Regions from separate parts of the Homo sapiens genome. Here region 2 is linked to region 1. A link is an interaction called in ENCODE POLR2A ChIA-PET data of the cell type or tissue named here. Cell type or tissue: endothelial cell of umbilical vein. All regions are shown on one strand. Links, peaks and the distances in the headings refer to the core of each region. The heading gives the core; the rest is flanking DNA. Region 1 has its middle 38 kb from the start of MIR222HG. Region 2 has its middle 27 kb from the start of MIR221.

Region 1 (2,919 bases), core at 309-2,808:
CCTCACCCAGGGCTTCTGTCTTTCTTGATGGAAGATTTTTGATGCTTTTTTTTTTTTTTGAGACCAGGGTTTTGCCTCGTTCCCCAGGCTGTAGTGCAGTGGTACCATCATATGTCTCACTGTAGCCTCGATCTCCTGGGCTCAAGTGATCCTCCCTTCTTGGCCTTCTGAGTAGCTAGGACCCCAGGCGCATGCCACCATGCCTGACTAAATTTTTTAAAAAGTTTTTTGTAGAGACGGGGAGTCTCAGTTTGTTGCCCTGGCTGGTCTTGAACTCCTAGTCTCAAGCGATCTTCCTGCCTTGGCCTCCCAAAGTGTTGGGATTACAGGCGTGAGCCACCATGCCCGGCCTGATACTTTTTGTTAAAACAGGAACACACTCCCGAGAGGACAAGAGCTTCAACTTCCCTGAACAAGTACCATGTAGAGTCATTTAGTAGCAGCTCCTATGACTAGATTTGGAGAAGATGGGTGATGAAGTATGAGCAAGGAGGGGGCCTTTGGATGAGGAGGGATGAGAAGGGCAGGGCCAGGCCTTGCACACTTCATAGTTAAGGCCTCTCTTTTGCTCAACAGCATGTGAATTTGGGAGACTTTGCTGATTATAGCTTGGGACACAGATTATTGCTTGAACCATGACGTTGCAGTTCAGTTCTGTTCTCTCTCCTTTATTTCTCAGACCCCTGCCAGAATGTGCCTGGGTATGTACCTACCGCAGCCTTTCTTAGGCCAGTATGTGCACTGAAGGCTTGCCCTGGACAAAGCCTCACAGGGTTGCTTCTCCTTGGTTTTTCATCTCCTGTACCTCTAAGATGGTACTCTGTGTCAGTGATAGTGGCATTAGGTACAAATTAATTGAGACGGGGGCAGAAGTAAGAAAAATCATGGCATGCCTTATGGCGTTCAGAAACTAACCTTTACTCTGTGTGTGTGTGTGTGTGTGTGTGTGTGTGTGTGTGTGTGTGTTTTCAATAGATTACAGTTTGTGGAGGAGTATGCAAATCATACAGAAACTATGCAAATATATTTCCTATCTTGTTCATGTTTTCACATACCTCACTAATGCCTCTGGTGAAATGCAAAAGGAGAATGTTCTGAATCATAGATCCCAAAAGCTAAGGAGTCATGAGCTATTGGGAAATTCAGTTATATAGTACTTGTTTTTTAATCTCCATAGCCAAGTTACAGAAATGTTCATCAGATTTCTGTTATAGGGGAAATAGTCTTCAGCATTCCAATTCTTTCCCTTACATTATAATTCTTACAGTGGAAAGTTGAAATCACGAGCTTTAGAACTGTGCAGTTTCCTTTGAGTTTAGCTTTTCTGAACGGAAGGCTGTGTGAATAAGTTTGCCTTGCCACTTTGCTCTTTCAACTTAAGAGTTATTGTTTCTACAAATGTTGTCTCCTTAGAGAAACGTCTACGTTTCAGAGGAACGGATGATGGATTAGTGTTTACAGTAATGAGAGAGTAAAGAGAGGTTTGGTAGAGGGGGAACCGGTGCGGGAACCATTCAAAAAGTAGCCGTAGCTAGTAATGCTTGTATACTCCCTCTACGCATGAATGATTCATTTTGCCGCTTTGTTATAATAGCCACAGTGTTCAGTCTCTAAGGCTGTCTTGTGATATATCCTTCTTTTGCTAAAAGGCTACATATCAGCAGCCTCGTTTGATTTAGAAGCCGATTCAGCATACCACACATACCATTTGAGAAGAATGCCAGGACCCTTCCTGCTATGAAAATGTCATGCATGCTTAAAATGACAAGGTTTGGCTCAAGCAATGGTTTCAAGTGCTTCTTAATTATCCTTTTTGAATCTTCAAAGCAATTTAATTTTAGGGTTTTCATTTTCAGTTAAGATATAAGTCACCCAAATATTTGCTTTATTTTTAAATATCAAAATGCTGACTTGGCGATTTAGAGTATCCAAAATGTAGCATGAAGGTGGTACCTTTTAAACTGTGGCAAAAAACATATCATAAAATTTCCCACCTTAAGCATTTTTAAGTGTACAGTATAGTAGTGTTAATATATTCACAGTGTTGCGCAACAGATCTCTGGAACTTTTTCATCTTGCAAAACCGAAAGTATATTGAACAACTCCCCATTTTCCTCTCCCCTGCAGCCCCTGACAACCACCATTGTACTTTCTGTTAAGAGTTTGAATACTTTAGATACCCCATATAAAGGGAATCATGCAGCAGTTGTCTTTCTGTGTCTGGCTTATTTCATGTAACTTTATGTCCAACAGGTTCATCCATGTTATAGCAGATGACAAGATTTCCTTATTTTTAAGGCCGAATAGTATTCCATTATGTACATATACCACATTTTGTTTACCCATTCATCTGTGAAGGCAGTTTGTCTTTTTGTAAAGAGTGGTCTCACGAAAGCTTTTCTTGGGAGGTAAAACAACCAAACCACAGAGAACATAGAGAAATTAAATCTGAGACATGTACGCTAAGAAATGGAATTTTTGTTTGTGATATTTAATATCAGACTTTCATACTTGCAAAACGTGGAATTTCCTCCACTGAAATTCTAGTACAAGCAATTTAGGTTTGCACTCCTTCAAAATCCAAAACCCTCCTCCTCATATACCCCATCTGGCTCTCTCTTAGTATTACAGTCTCTGAGACTGTCCCTTAGGGGTACAGACTAAGGCACGTGCTCAAGTGTTCACTGGAGAGCTTGATAAAGTTGGCATTTTCTCCTAAAGTTGTCTGTGCTTCCATAGAATGTCTAGAGGGAAGAGATAAGGGGAAAAGGGGGTGGGGCGAGAAAGGAGCTGTCGGAGCCGTGAAAGGATGGATGACCTATGAGATCATTAAGGTTAGTTAATGGGTTTTCCCATTGGACTTTGTGGGTTTTTCTCACAGATCAGCTTCTATATGGATTCCAGCTCCACTCAGAGTTG
Region 2 (2,919 bases), core at 166-2,665, 89 kb after region 1:
CCTCAAAGTGACACATCACTTCCACACACTCTAGTAATGAGAACTAACCACAAGGCCCTATCTGGATGTGAGAGAGACAACAAATGTTTGACAATGAAGTATAGCAAAAGAAGTAACACTGTAAAGGGATTGAAGGGCTGAGAAAATGTTTTTTTTCCTAGATTCAGAAAGACCTGGATTCAGGAAGTACTCATTATGTCGAACAAATCCTGCTCATGGGACGTAAAGTTGACCATTCCATTGATAAAAGAAAGTCATAAGATCAGCCCATATTCAAAGGGAGGGGAAAGAAATGCCACTTCTTGATGGGAGAAGCACATCAAGGAAGGAGCACATTGCAAAAGGGCATGGATACAGGAAGACATGACTCATGGGAAGACATTTTTAATAATCTACCACAACCTCCTATCAGCAGCGGGATCCCACCAACCTGGCCTGCTCTGTGTTCTTCCACATACACGTCTTGAAGGCATTTTGTGACTTTGGCTATCTGTTATGGTGGCACTAGTGTCCACTAGAAAGTAATTTGCATGTGGCCTGCAGGACTTGAGGAAAACTCAGAATATGCTAACCCAATCTTAGGTCTCTGCTTTTACTGTTTTTTGTTCTAGCCATTTGTCTGCTGGTAATTTCTACTCTAACAGGCTGCTGACTTCTTGAAAGCAAGGCCTGGGTCATTCTAACAGGTATAAGGTGATATCTCATTGTGGTTTTGATTTGCATTTCACTGATGTTTAGTAATGTGGAGCATTTTTTATATACCTGTTGGCCCCTTGTATATCTTCTTTACAGAGTGTCTATTCAGGTATTTTGCCCATTTTTAATAGGGTTATTTGTTTTCTTGCTTTTAAGTTGAGTTCCTTACATATTTTGGACATTAACCCATGTAGTTTGTATAGTTTGCCAGTATCCTTTCCCATTTTATAGGTTGTTTGTTCACTCTGCTGATTGTTTCCTTTGCTGTGAAGAAGCTTTTTGGTTTAATATAGTCCCTTTTGTCCAATTTTGCTTTTGTTGCCTGTGCTTTTGAGGTCTTATCCAAAAAACCATTGTCTATATCCATGTCATTAAGCATTTCCCACTTTTTTTTCGTAGTTCCATAGTTTCAGGCTTTGCAATTAAGGGCTAAGCACAGCTTTTTACATATCAGGCTTCAATAAATGTTGAATAAATTATTCAAATTGACCATCTCCAATTTTTACCAACCTTTTCTGTATGACATTCCCCAATATATAATTATTTCTGATTATTATTTAAGAAAAGAAAGCAAATGAAGCAATATTGAAGTCTAGAGAATTTCTAAAAATTATTCTTTATTTCTAGCCACACTGTTTCTCACAGGCAAATACCATCCTTCATCTGGTATCTATGCCTGTGGTTAGGCTTCTAAGAGCAGCCCAAGGAAGGCCAAATACTTAGTGGGTACTGAATGAAGGAACAGGAAGAATCAGAATAAACTCTTTCCACACTGTTTTTTCAAAAAACACAAAGGAATAGAGCCTTGGTATTGTAAAGGGCTGTGAGCCTGGTGTGGAAAAACATCATACGAGAACAGTGAATGAAAACATACCCTGCTCTTAGAAGCCAACCACATACACACCTCTTTCTCCCTCCCCCAGCCAGAAGTGACTATAGAATCTGTTGATGCCATTAGGAAAATTGTAGTAATTCCCGCTATGTTTCACTTGATTCCAAGTGCTGCCTCATGACTCTGTCAGCCAAAAAATGTTTGTCAATATACTCACCACTAATTCTGATGCAGTCTTTGTCTTTTAGATGTGTTTGTTGACCCTCCTCCACTCTGGTAAGCACCTGCTCATTCCAAGGCAAGGCAGTTTCAGATGAGTCCCAGTACTTCACCCACCCAATTAAATTGGATATTCATGCAGTTTTAATTTCTCCCATTTTCCAACCCCAGTTGTGATTTGGAGAATTAGCCAAGCTTCTCTATCTGCTTGTCTGTAAAATTGGGCTAGCCATTTACATAAAAGAGAAAATCTGTGAAATAAGCTGAGATTTTCTTTTCAGAGATTACTTAGCTTGAGTCAGATTTTAGGCCTTGCCCATTCCCACAGGCTGAGAGGAGCTTGTAGAGGAGTAACTCCCCCTACCTAAGGTTCTTTCTGGGACAGAAACAGCCCAACTTCCATTCTCTTTCCAGATAATTCTTGTCTCACCTCACGCCTACAATGAACTGAATGCTTATGTTCCCACAAATACCCCCCAAGGTGGTAGCCTTAAAAGGCGGGACATTTGGGTGGTAATTAGGTCATGATTTGGATTGATGCCCTTATGAAAGGGATCCCAAAGAGCTCACTTGCCTCTTCCCCATGTGAGGACACAGTGAGAAGCCTCCATCTATGAGGAATGGGCCCTCACCAGATACTGAATTTGCCAGTGCCTTGGTCTTGCACTTCCCAGACTCCAGAACTGTGAGAAATCATTGTGTATTGTTTATAAGCCACCCAGTTTATTGCGTTTAGTTATAGCAACCTTAACAAACTAGGACACTGCCCATGTTTAACTTAGCTATGTGATTTCTTTATTTTTCTTTTTTGTTAGCTCTTTGATATTTTTGTAAATTGTAGTTATTTGCATTTGGATCAAACACTTTTAAAATCAATGAATGGATATTTATCTATGTGAACTATTTATCATGAACCATTGATTCAAAGCAAAACAGAAAAGTATCATTTATAGAAACTCTGTACTATTGCCTTATAATCACTGTATTTTTAATACCTTTATTGAGGTGTAATTGCTATAATATATGCCATACAGATTGAGAATGTACAAGTTGATAAGTATTCACATGTGTATATATACCTGTGAAGCCATCTTCACAATCAAGAAAATGGACAGATCCATCACCTCTAAAAGTTTCTTCCTGCCCTTTTATAATTTCTTTCTCCCAACCCT

The links. Peaks named below come from ENCODE experiments on the same cell type or tissue, not always from the same donor. Only the 100,000 strongest peaks of a DNase experiment are listed, where the experiment ranks them.
Region 2: POLR2A ChIA-PET joins it to region 1 with 11 read pairs; 5 of 35 experiments call an interaction of 5 or more read pairs at or near these places.

The regions. Positions count from the first base shown.
Region 1 is chrX:45,806,926-45,809,844 of GRCh38, reverse strand. No RefSeq gene overlaps it. Among named protein-coding and RNA genes, the nearest start is that of MIR222HG, 38 kb to the right of the region's middle. In endothelial cell of umbilical vein, for the core only: no CTCF peak of the experiment used is centred there; a DNase peak (open chromatin) is centred at 1,564; H3K27ac peaks cover 2,377 bases.
Region 2 is chrX:45,717,377-45,720,295 of GRCh38, reverse strand. No RefSeq gene overlaps it. Among named protein-coding and RNA genes, the nearest start is that of MIR221, 27 kb to the left of the region's middle. RefSeq lists a silencer at 1,430-1,724. In endothelial cell of umbilical vein, for the core only: no CTCF peak of the experiment used is centred there; a DNase peak (open chromatin) is centred at 1,555; H3K27ac peaks cover 554 bases.